2 separate regions of the Homo sapiens genome follow, and region 2 is linked to region 1. A link is a contact called in ENCODE Hi-C or POLR2A ChIA-PET data. All regions are on one chromosome and are shown on one strand. Each heading gives the region's core, a stretch centred on a gene start or an enhancer-like site at or near the end of the contact. The rest is flanking DNA. Distances are from core to core; before and after follow the strand shown. Region 1 has its middle 72 kb from the start of RPS6KA2-AS1. Region 2 overlaps CEP43 (centrosomal protein 43).

The links. Hi-C counts contacts between places; a loop is a spot of excess contacts on that map. ChIA-PET counts read pairs that join two places held with the same protein, here RNA polymerase II (POLR2A). Pooled maps may share reads with other maps.
Region 2: a loop to region 1 is called in a map with no recorded cell type, with 9 times the contacts of the local background. The contact joins two enhancer-like sites. A Hi-C loop is called at or near these places in 9 of 37 single-sample maps with no recorded cell type and 10 of 50 pooled maps. POLR2A ChIA-PET finds 5 or more read pairs at or near these places in 1 of 52 experiments (GM10248).

Annotation. Positions count from the first base shown.
Region 1 is chr6:166,828,104-166,834,294 of GRCh38, reverse strand. It overlaps a transcript of RPS6KA2 not described here. Among named protein-coding and RNA genes, the nearest start is that of RPS6KA2-AS1, 72 kb to the left of the region's middle. Within about 2 kb of position 3,639, at least 2 of the 41 ENCODE cell types and tissues checked have a DNase peak (open chromatin) inside an H3K27ac peak, as active enhancers do.
Region 2 is chr6:167,039,420-167,045,559 of GRCh38, reverse strand. It overlaps CEP43 (centrosomal protein 43), which reads right to left. Exons shown (of 13, transcript NM_007045.4): 13 at 1-5,656. The coding sequence ends at 5,582. Among named protein-coding and RNA genes, the nearest start is that of CEP43, 43 kb to the right of the region's middle. Within about 2 kb of position 4,144, at least 6 of the 41 ENCODE cell types and tissues checked have a DNase peak (open chromatin) inside an H3K27ac peak, as active enhancers do.

The sequences.
Region 1 (6,191 bases), core at 2,390-4,889:
AACATCATGAGTCATTTAGGATATGCAGATTAAAACCACCGTGAGATACTGATACAAGCCTACTAGAGTAGCTAAAACTGAAAAGTCTGACAGCATCAAGTGCTGACAAAGGTGTGAAATAACTGGAACTCTCTTCCGTTGTTGGTGGGAATGCAAAATGACGCAGCTACTTTGGAAAATAGTTGGGCAACATCTTTTATAGTTAAACATACCCTTGCCATATAACCCAATGCTTTCACCCTTAGATATTTATGCAAAAGGGGACAGGCATGGTGACTCACATCTGTAATCCCAGCATTTTGGGAGGCCAAGATGGGAGGATCACTTGAGGCCAGGAGTTTGAGACCAGCCTGGTCAACATAGTGAAACCCCAACCCTGTAAAAAAAGAAAAAAAAAGAAAGAAAGAAAGAAGAAAAGGAATTTATGCAAAAGGAATAAAAACATACATCCATGAAAATGCCTGAATGTGGACATTTACAGCAGTTTACTCATAATCACAAAAAGCTGGAACCTGCTCAAATGATAAACTCGTGAATAGATAAACAGATTGTGTTCTGCGTCTAAACTTGGGACACTTCTCTGCAATGAAAGGAACAAACCAGGGGTGACTGCAGCAACACAAGTACATCTCACAAGAATTAGTCTGAAGGAAAGCAGCCAGGCCCAAATACTATGTATTGCATACTCCACTTCTACCTGTAGACCAGTGGTGTCCAGGATGTGTGGGCTGCCGGAGGAAACTGACAAAGGGACATGAGGGAAGCGTTTAGGGCAGGGAGATGTGCCATGCCTTGGTTGTCATCATGGTTACATGACTGTACAAATTTGTAAAAATTCATTGATCTCTACACTTAAAGGAAGTGAATTCGCCTGTAGGTAAATTAAACTTCAATAAATCTGACTTAGAAAAACATAAACTCTAGGGAGTTACAGTTTCAAATATTACATCATAAAGGAAAAGTCCATATTCAGTTATAGACTGACTTGCTTTGGATTCTATTAATGTAGATGTAGACAGTTTCATCTTTGTTGTTCCTGATGCCTTCCTTTGTTGGCTAAGAATGGTTTCTTCCATCAGATCACCTGGCTGTGAGTCTATTTCACCACTTTGGCCTTTTCTAAGCTTGTTTCATCACGTGTAGGATAATATTTGTATTTTCTTCATGGTTGTGAGGATGAAATGTGGTAGTACCATGCAAGTGCTTGGCTAACTGTGGGCACACAGTAAGCACTCAATAAATGTCTGCTATTATGATTATTTGTATTATGAAAGAAAAAGTTGCTAAACATCTTAATTAAGCAAATTAAACTGCATTTACATAAGAGAGCAAGCTGCTTTCAAACATATTGGCAAGATCTATTTGCAATGAGACATTTTAATGTGAACATTATAATTAAAATTTGCTCTTTAAGGTATCGTGATTAAAGTCTTGGCTCAATTCTTTTCTAACATTTAGTTTCTTTAATTATGAGTGCTTGGAAGTAATAAAATGACATTTAAATATACTTCAGTGATTCATGATCTTCGCTAATTCTGACAATTTCCCCAGTTAGATCAAATTAATGACATTGAACATCAAAAGTAAACATTTAGTAATAAATCTGTCAATTTTCTGGATCTCCTGCATTTCCTAACATTTAAACTGTGGGGCACTGCGACCTCCCAGCATGCTTCTTAAGAGAGGGATTCAGAAAGTTTATTTTCAAGATGGAGTTAGTTTCTCTTGACATGAGCGGACTTACCATAGAGAAAACACCAACAGAATTTCCATTTTTGGCTATTATACTTAAAAGTGTATTGCATTTTTGTCTCTAGAGTAATATCTTGGTGTAGCCAGGGGCAGTATTGCCTGGGGTTCCAAGCCTGGGCTCTGGGGTCTGTCAGAAGTAGATTCAAACTGGATTCAAAATCCAGCTCAGCCTCTGCTATCTGTGCATCTGTGAGTAAATCCAAACATGTGCTGAGAGCCTGGAGCTTCCCCCCCAACTTCCTCAGCACAGCCAATGTGTCCAAATCCCACTCCTCTTATCCTAACTCAGCTCTTCCTCCCAGGCCAGGCAAATTCCAACACCATCAGCCACTTTCTTCCTGTTTACTTCATTAAAAATACTCCCAGGTCACTTTCAAGGCCAAATCAGAAATCTGGTACGCATCTTATATTCTTCCTCGGTCATAACATGCAACCAACTCACTACTGTAGATTATCTATATCTATCTATCTATCTATCTATCTATCTATCTATCTATCTATCTATCATGTATCATCTATACATGTATGTATATATGTATCTATCATCCATATATCTGTGTATCTATTATCTACGTATGTATCTATGTAGCTATCTATCCATCCATCTATTATCTATCATCTGTCTATCTATCCATCCATCATCTATCTATCCATCTATCATCTGTCTATCATCTATGTATATATGTATCTATATATCTATTACCTATGTATGTGTCTACTATCTATCATCTATCTATCTATCATCTATCTATGTATCTATCATCTATCTAGTATGTAATTCTGTTATTGTGTGTATGTATGTAGATGTGGTAAAATACAATTTGTTTAAAAATATTTCCTGTTATAGTTTTTATTCTCAGTTTTGGAATTTCTCTCTGTGGTCTTTTGCTACCGAGCCCAGGCCCAGGGAAGGTGAGGGCAAATGCGGCATGGAAATAGAACAGCACCTGTTCCCTAAGGGAGCGTCTCTCAGTGGGGGCCAAGCCTTCCTCTGTGGGAAGAAGGAGCCTGTGAAGAGGTGCGGACAAGGCAAGAGTGTCTTGGTCCTCACTGCCCTTACAGCTGAAGCTTTCTGTCTGGCAGGGGCAGGGGGGAAGGTGTCATGCTGGTGTAGAAATACACAGAGTGGTTGAAGGAAGGGCAAATTCAAGTTGAAGTAGAGAAGCTCCATAGTCATCATGGCCACGGACCCACTGTGGACCTGAGCAGAAGAGAGATGGCAGGGAGGGTAAGGATCTGAGAAGGGATCCCTGGTGAGGCCTCCGGTCCTGGATGCGTGGAGCAGCCTCTGAGGAACCTGCCTCTGAGCAAGTTTAGTGAGGTGCGCAGGACCAACACCTGCGGAGAGTGGAGGAGGAGGTGGGGGCAGGGAGCAGCTGCATTGTCAGTGTGGATGGCCCAGGAGGGAGGCGCCTCTTCCATCAGGGGTTCTCTCCGTGGATGGACCCAATACCCCCTGCCACTGGAGGGTCTGGGCTCCAGGCCCTCAGAGGTGTGGTTGGCCACATGCGTGGTGAGTCAGGGGTCCAGGGAGGCCTTCGTTGCAGAAGAAACTCCCCAACCACAGCGTGTGACCCAGCCCAAGGGAGAGCCTGGGTCTGGCCAGAGTGCCTAATGGTCAGGGCTCTAGCTTGATAGGGGGGAGCTGGGAAAGAGGAAACAATAATGTCCCAAATCTCAAAGAAAAGGCCTTAAAAATCAACACAGTGCCAGGACGGAAGGCTGTGGCTCTGGGATCCCACACAGCCATGGAGATGACAGCTAAGGCAGTAACACAGGTTTCAGCCCCCGCTTTCAGATCTGGGTCTGAGAGGACTGACGCTTGGTGTGATGAGAAATGTCAGAACCCACAGCAGAAAGCTGTGGGCTCACACGCTAAGGCAGATTTAGAGGGCAGGCCTTACTTCCCTTGCCTCGTAGGAAATTGTCCATGAACTCTGCATGTGTCATTTCTTGTGCATGTATTGGGAGAGATGTTTTATACTTTGTATCAGCGATGAGCTTTTTTTAAAAAGAAATTATAAAAATATAAAATGTACCATCTTAACGGTTTCTAAGTATGTCAGAGGTATTCAGGGCTTTCACATCATTGTACAACCATCACCACCATCCACCTCCAGAATACTTCTCATTTTGCAACACTGAAACTCTCTGCCTGTTAAAAACTAACCAACTCTCTGTTCTCCACTTCCCTCAGCCACTTCCCCAATGAGACAGCAACTGTTCTACTTTCTGTCTCTATAATTTTGACACTCTAGGCACCTCATGTAAGCAGAATCACACAGCATTTGTCTTTTTGCAACTGGTATATTCACTTAGCGTAATGTCCTCAAGGTTATGGGCTCCATGTTGTAGCATGTGTGAAAATTCCTTTTCTTTTCTTTCTTTCTTTCTTTCTTTCTTTTTTTTTTTTTTTTGAAATGGAGTTTTGCTTTTGTTGCCCAGGCTGGAGTGCAATGGTGCGATCTCGGCTCATGCAATCTCCGCCTCCCAGGTTCAAGCGATTCTCCTCCCTTGACCTCTGGAGTAGCTGGGATTACAGGCGCCCACCACTACGCCCAGATAGTTTTTGTATTAAAAATTAAAAATACTAAAAGTAGAGATGAGGTTTCACCATGTTAGCCAGGCTAGTCTTGAACTCTGGACCTCAGGTGATCCACCTGCTTCTGCCTCCCAAAGTTCTGGGATTACAGGCATGAGCCACTGCACCCAGACAAATTCCTTTTCTTCTTAAGGCTGAACGGTGTTCCATTGTAGGTATATACACATCACATTTTGTTCTTCCACTCGTCTGCTGATGGACCATTGGGTTGCTTCCATCTTCAGAGTACTGTGAGTCAAGCTGCTGTGAACATGGGTAGACAAATACCTGTTTAAGTCTCTGCTTTTCAATCTAGCAGGGGAATTGATGGACCATATAATAATTTTTTTTTTTTTTTTTTTTTTTTTTTTTGAGACAGAGTCTCGCTCTGTTGCCCAGGCTGGAGTGCAGTGGCGCGATCTTGGCTCACTGCAAGCTCCGCCTCCAGGTTCACGCCATTCTCCTTCCTTAGCCTCTGGAGTAGCTGGGACTACGGGCGCCCGCCACCATACCCGGCTAATTTTTTGTATATTTAGTAGAGACGGGGTTTCTCTGTGTTAGCCAGGATGGTCTCCATCTCCTGACTTCCTGATCCACCCGCCTCAGCCTCCTAAAGTGCTGGGATTACAGGCGTGAGCCACCGCGCCCGGCCGATAATTCATTTTTAAATGTTTTTGAGGAACCACCGTCCTGTTTTCCACAGCAGCTATACTATTTTACATTTCCACCAGTAGTGCCACAAAGGTTTCAGTTTCTCCACATCCTTGCCATTTGCTATTTTCTGCTTCGTTGATAGCAGCTATACCAATGGGAGTGAAGTGGTGCCTTACTGTGGCTTTAATTTGCATTTCTCTCATGATTCGTGATGTTGAGCGTTTCTCCGTGTGCTTATTGGTCACCTGTAGTCTTCTGTGGAGAAATGTTTGTTCAAGTCGTTTGCTATTTTTTAATTGGGTTATTTGGTTTTTTATTGTTATTGAGGTTATTAAGTTGTAGGAGGTTTTTATACATTCCAGATATTAACCCCTTATCTGATATATGATTTGCAAATATTTTCTCCCATTCTGTGGGTTGTTGTTTCATCTTGTTAATTGTGTCTTTTGATGTACAAAAGTTTTACATTTTGATGACGTCTGATTTATCTATTTTTTGTTGTTGTTGCCTGTGCCTTTGACGTCATATCCAAGAAATCATTACCCGATCTGATGTGATAAAGCTTTTCTCATCTTTTCTTCTAAGAGTGTTATAGTTGTAGGTCTTACATTTAGGTCTTTCATCTATCTTTAGTCAATTTTTGTGTATGATATAGAGTATGTCCAACTGTATTCTTTTGCATCTTGATATCCAGTTTTCACAAGACAATTTGATGAGTCAGTGATACCACTTTTAAGGCACACTGAATACATTTATATCTCAAGCTCTGTTAGATTTTTATGTGATAAATTTATTCCCATAGATAAAGTACTTGCTCTACTTCTACCCTAGAAATATTAAGAGCAAAAGAATTCTGGAAGGAAGGGTGAAGGAAAGGGCAGATACGGCATGAGCCCAACGTGGTTTGTCATTTAGCACTGGGGACTGGCGTGGCAGTCTTGCCTGAATTCTGTCCCCACAGGAAGGTGGCGGGTGTGGAGTTGGGGAGGAAGGGGAAAGGAGGGCAGGTCTTTCAGAAGAGGCTCTGCAGGTGACAGGTTCACCTTCCGGGCCATTCTGACCACTGGGCTCTGATTCTGTGCTCACTTTGTGGCCATCAGAGGACTCCCTGAGGCCACAGCACTGTGCTGAAGCTGGGAGGGAACAGGTGGGATGCCCATGCCCCATGCTGACCCTGAGGTGTAATTGTCTCCATCATGAGATC
Region 2 (6,140 bases), core at 2,895-5,394, 210 kb before region 1:
TGGGTTTTCACCATGTTAGCCAGGATGGTCTCGATCTCCTGACCTCGTGATCCGCCTGCCTCGGCCTCCCAAAGTGCTGGGATTACAGGCGTGAGCCACCGTGCCCGGCCCAAAATTGGTTTTTAAAGAAAATACAGGGCTGGGTACAGTGGCTCATGCCTGTAATCCCAGCACTTTGGGAGGCTGGGCCGCGGGGGGGGCGGGGAGGGGTGCGGATCACCATAGGTCAGGAGTTCAAGACCAGCCTGGCCAACACGGTGAGATCCCGTGTCTACTAAAAATACAAAAAAAATTCGCCGGGCATGGTGAAACACATCTGTAATCCCAGCTACTCAGGAGGCTGAGGCAGGAGAATCGCTTGAACCTGGGAGGCAGAGGTTGCAGTGAGCCGAGCTAGTACCACTGCACTCCAGCCTGGGCGACAGTGACTCAGTCTCAAAAAAAAAAAAGGAAAAAAAAAATACAAGTGTCTGAAAATTTAACATTTATGGAAAAAAAGTTTCATCATCAAATCTGATGATTCTACAAACTACCAAAAACAAACCTCCAGCTAAAACCGCAGAATGACTGGCCTCCTGCATGCCACTGTCCACGCTCCTCCATGCAGTACCTCCTGCCTCCACCCGGCCCACTAAGCTCAGGCCCCAGGCATGCCCTCTCCTCTTCCCCGGTTCTTGGGAAGCCGGTCTGGTGTGCAGAGGGCAAACCTTGCCCAGTGCTGCTGTTAAACTAAGAGGCAGAGAAGTGGCCAAGCACAGCATGTGCTAGAAGCGGGGCAGGAGTTGGGAGCCCGGCCCCTCCTCCCAGGGCTGTAGCAGAGCACACGTTTCTGCAGGCAGGGCCACAACGCAAAGTCGGATGACACGAGGGGCCAGCTCGACCTTACCTTGTTCGGGGGTTCATTTTCTAAGGGCAGCAAGATTCATTTTTAAAAACATGTATCAGGGAATAAATTTCACATTCAAAAACGCTGTCCCTCCTACCTCAGAGGCCTTGCTGTTTCCTTCTGTCTGCCACTCTCATTCACCCGGTGCACACCCAGGTTTCCTTGAACCTGAGGACACTTTTCCAATCTGACTTCCTCGGGGAAACTTTGTCAGCCTGGAGGTCCTCTGGCCAAGTCTCCTGGCGCATCTTGTCATCTTGGTCTTCTTGCTAAACATAAAGATTTCTTTGAAATTGCCTTTGAGCTTACTGATTTTGAGTCATCCCATTATTCAGCCCTGCTACTGAATTATCTTAGGCCAACAATTTTTTAGTCAAAAATCATTTTTATTATAACCTCTTTCATATAGCCTCTTTTAGATTCAAATGTTACCTCAAATCTCGGAGTGGCATAATCAGGTTTGTCTTAATCCATTCAGGTTCCTAAAGTACCTTGGACTGGATAATTTATAAAGAATGGAAGTGTAGGGCTCACAGCTCAGATGGCTTAAGTCCAAGATCAAGGTACCGGCAGGTTCACCATCTGGGAGGGCCTGTTTCCTCATAGGCAACACCTCCTCACTGTGTCCTCACACGCTGGAAGGGGCAAAGCAGCTCTCCCGGGCCTCCTATAAGGGCGCTAATGATCTCATCAACTTCCAGAGGCCCTACCTAATTCCATCCTATGTGGGATTAGGTTTCGACATACACATTTTGGGGGACACATTCAGTCCTTCACAGGTTTTTGTTCTTGAATTATCTCGTTTCCTGATTACATTTTCTTCAAGATCAGTTCTTTGTTCATCTGTCTTTCATGACATACATTCACTTTCCTTAAATGTCAGATGCTTGTTGAACGTGTGGAACTCTGAACGCAGCATTAGGACAACTCACAAAGGTAGCTGCCCTGGATTTCCTCCCCAAACACGTCCCTTCCTAGAGCAGGAAGACTAGGCCGGGCACCGTGACTCACACCTGTATTCCCAGCACTTTGGGAGGCTGAGGCGGGTGGATCACCTGAGGTCAGGAGTTTGAGACCAGCCTGGCCAACATGGTGAAATCCCGTCTCTACAAAAAAATTATAAAAATTAGCTGGGCATGGTGGCAGGCACCTGTAATCTCAGCTACTTGGGAGGCTGAGGCAGGAGAATCACTTGAACCCAGAAGGCAGGGGTTGCAGTGAGCCGAGGTCGCCCCATGGCACTCCAGCCTGGGCAACAAGAACAAAACTCCACCTCAAAAAAAAAAAAAAAAAAAAAAGAGGACAGGGACACTGGGAGCACGGACTGCTCGGAGGGCAGGGGTGAGACTAGCACCCATGGACAGAGAACTGATGGCGGGAATCCTCCCCACCCAATGCCACAGGAGGGCTCCAACTTGGGCTGGGTGTGTTTTTCTCCAGGAAGAGCTGCCTCTCCTGTCCTGCCCCCCTCCCATGTCCTTCATGAACCAACACCACAGCAGAGCCACACAGAGGGCACCTCCTTCAGAGGCCCTGCTCCAGCTGAGCTTGGTGGGTGGGGCAAATTCACAGGACGGCCTTCTCCTGAACCAGATCCCCTTCCTGCAGACTTGAACCTAGGGACCTCCCCAGGTTTAGGGTAAGGACAGCTTTCCCCTCAGATTTTGTAGATTGTTCCAGCTGCCTAGCCAGAAACCACATTCTCCAGGCCCCATGTCAGTGCTCAAGCCTGTTTACAGCCCCAAAGATGCCAAGCTCATACTAGGGGACAAATGTTGTGCCAGGTACACAGCAGTTTAAAAGAAAATCCCTGTTCTCACGAGCTCATAGTTAAACACACACACACACACACACACACAAAATAAGCAAGACCATTTCAGAGTATGCTGAGATGAATAAAATAAAAGGGGTAAATGCAAGTGGTGGGGCAGGGACAGGGAGGAGAATGGACATCTCCCTTAGGTCTGGAAGCGTCTTTGAACATGAGACTGAAATAAACCAGCTTCATGCAGTTCTAGGGGAAGGACATTCCAGACAAGGAGGGGCAAATATCACACCTTGAGACAGGAAGGGCTTTGGCAAGCTCAGGTGCAGAGGCTGTGCAGCAGTGGGCTGGCACAGCTCTGGTGCATGGGCAGGAGAGGGAAGTAAGGAGGGGAGGAAGAGCTGTGGGCAAGCATGAGGCAGGGACTAATGGCATCTACACAACTGCCCACAGGTTGTTATCCAACATAAAGTATAAAAGCACAACCGAATATCAACAAAGAGAATAAATGCTTTTTATTCATTTGTAGTTATCAATAAAATGAAAGAAAGACCTAGCATTTTTAAAACTCCACTGTAAAACATAGGTTACCATAAAAATGTATTTAATGGGTTAATATTTCAATATTTATTTTTTAACAGAAAACACTCATCACATGCAAAACCTGTCACTTCACATCTTCAAGTTTCATAAGTTGATAATACCTAATCAAAAAGTACATGTGAAAAGAAAGCTTTTTCATAGTTGAACTTTAAGTCATTCAAAATCATTCAATAAAATGGATGTAGTACTGGCCAGGTGCGGTGGTTCACGCCTGTAATCCCGGCACTTTAGGAGGCTAAGGCAGGAACGAGGTCAGGAGTTCAAGACCAGCCTGACCAACATGGTGAAACCCCATCTCTACTAAAAATACAAAAATTAGCCGGGCGTGGTGGTGTGCACCTGTAATCCCAGCTACTCAGGAGGCTGAAGCAGGAGAATCGCTTGAACCCAGGAGGCGGAGGTTGCAGTGAGCCGAGATCGCATCACTGTACTCCAGTCTGAGTGACACAGTGAGACTCTGTCCCCCCCGCCCCCCGCAAAAAAAAGATGTATGTAGTGCTGACAAAAAAGTTTCATATTTGGCATATTTCTTTTACCCTCCCAAATATTATCAAAAGGTCTGATTCTCTGCGTAACAGAAAAGTGACAAATTTCAGTTGCTACTGTTCGAAAGTTTCATAAATTTAAAAAGCCACATCCTGCTATGCTTTCAAATCATTTCACTGAAACCTAGTTCCTATCAAATATTAAAAATAAATCATACATGTGATCCAGATTCCAGGGGACCAGAACTATAGTGCTTTTAGAAAGTGACTGTTTACAGAGATGACTTACAAAGAAATGCATTTTATAACAACCACACTGGGGGACTGCAACAAGATTACATCTGCACGTGGTGCTGTTTACTAAGACATGAAGAGCTGAAGGAGACTGAGATAGCAGCTCACAGACGGAGGGCAGAAATACACAGGGCTCCCAGGCTGTACCGGCCCAGTTTATGTCCTACTTCCTCTTGATGTTTACAGCTTAGTTTCACTTAAATTTTAAAAAGCCAGATTCTGTTACACAGCCTTAATCCTTACATTTTCATTTCCTCTACATTTTAGAGCCCAAGGAGTAATTTCTGTAATATTTAGGCTAATATGAAATGAGAAACTGGCATTACACAAGTCATGCAGTCTGCTCACTTAACCGAGATCAATGAATTAGGTCTAATTTGCTCCTTTTACTAATAAAGTTAACTTGTAGTAAAAAGCCGCAACTTAATTGAAATTATAAAGTGCAAAAACAGCACAATCCTGCTTTACTTATATATAAATATGCATGCATCACTTTCTACTGTTTTTTCTACTTGCACATTTTAAAATACTTTAGTATTATAAACATCCGTGACCTACATAATAGCAATAATGCTTTAACCGTATAAATGAGACTGTGGAAATTCTATTATTGGCTCTATTTTTAAGGGTTACAATGAAATTATGTACAGTATATAAAGCTTGTCAAACTGAACATGGTCTTAGGCCATTACTACTATTTCATTCCAATTTGGATTTTAATACAATTAACTTACAGATCTGAAATAAAAGCACTGCTTAATGGTTTCAGATGCATTTAAGTTTCAAGGAATCTTTACAGATAATAAATTATAATGAAGAGAACCTACGACTAAAGCTGCTTACATGGATAACAGGAGGAATGACGATTGCAAATGTTATGTTATTGACAATTCTATGAATTAAAACTCATAACCACTTCTAGATTTCTTTAAAACAAGCAAAACTAAATAGCACACACAAGAGTACTTTAATATAACCTTAATGGTCTAACAAACCTTCCAAATGGAAGGAAATACAAAATAAAGTTGACACATCAAATTTAACTTATACTAATATACTTCAGCATTACAAATTTACCAAGTCATTTTGCCAACTATGTGTAGAACCACCTAATATCAAAATATACTATGGTGGGTAAGCTCTGATTCCAGAGGGCTAAAGCCAAGGTTTTCAAAGATCACACGTACCAGCAGCCACACACACAAAGGGTTGCGCGATCCTACGGCTTTATTGACACCTTTCATCATGCTCTTAACACTGATGTTTTCATGGGTTCCTTCCCTGTAATGAAACTGAGTGTAGATAATCAATTTCCATAAAGAAATGTACAGTTAAATTAAGAATATTAAATCTTCCACACATGGGCTCAAATAGGAAGTATTTTGTTTAGTAAAATGAAAATTACTTTTAAAAAATATCTGCAGTGTTTTTGAAATGCAAGGCACCAATAGAGAGCAGACATTCCAGCTGAGTGATTGTCTGGAAAAAAAAAAAATGGAACCGGTCAGTCCTCTGTCCTTGTTAATTAGAATACTTCCTTCTTCGTGTCTATGCAACATCTTCCAGATAATCCGCAACATCACTGAGCTGGGATACAGTCAGATCTTGTGTGAGGTCATCAAGCTTTGTTGTTCAAAAGAAAGAAAATAATTAAGTGTCAGAATGTGAGTAGTCTTAAGTTATTTTAAAAAATCAAAGCCACAATGAGATACCACCTTACTCCTGCAAGAATGGCCATAATCAAAAAATCAAAAAATAATATAAATGTCAGTGAAGATGTGGTGAAAAGGGAACACTTTTACACTGTTGGTGGGAATGTAAACTAGTACAACCACTATGGAAAACAGCGTGGAGATTCCTTAAAGAACTAAAAGTAGAACTACTGTTTGATCCACCAATCCCACTACTGGGTATCTACCCAGAGGAAAAGAAGTCATTATATGAAAAAGATACTTGCACACGCATGTTTACAGCAGCACAATTCCGAATTGCAAAAACATGAAACCCAGCCCAAATGCCCATCAATCAACAACTGGATAAAGACATTGTGGTATATACATACCATGGAATACTACTCAGCCATAAAAAGGAACAAATAGGCCAGGCG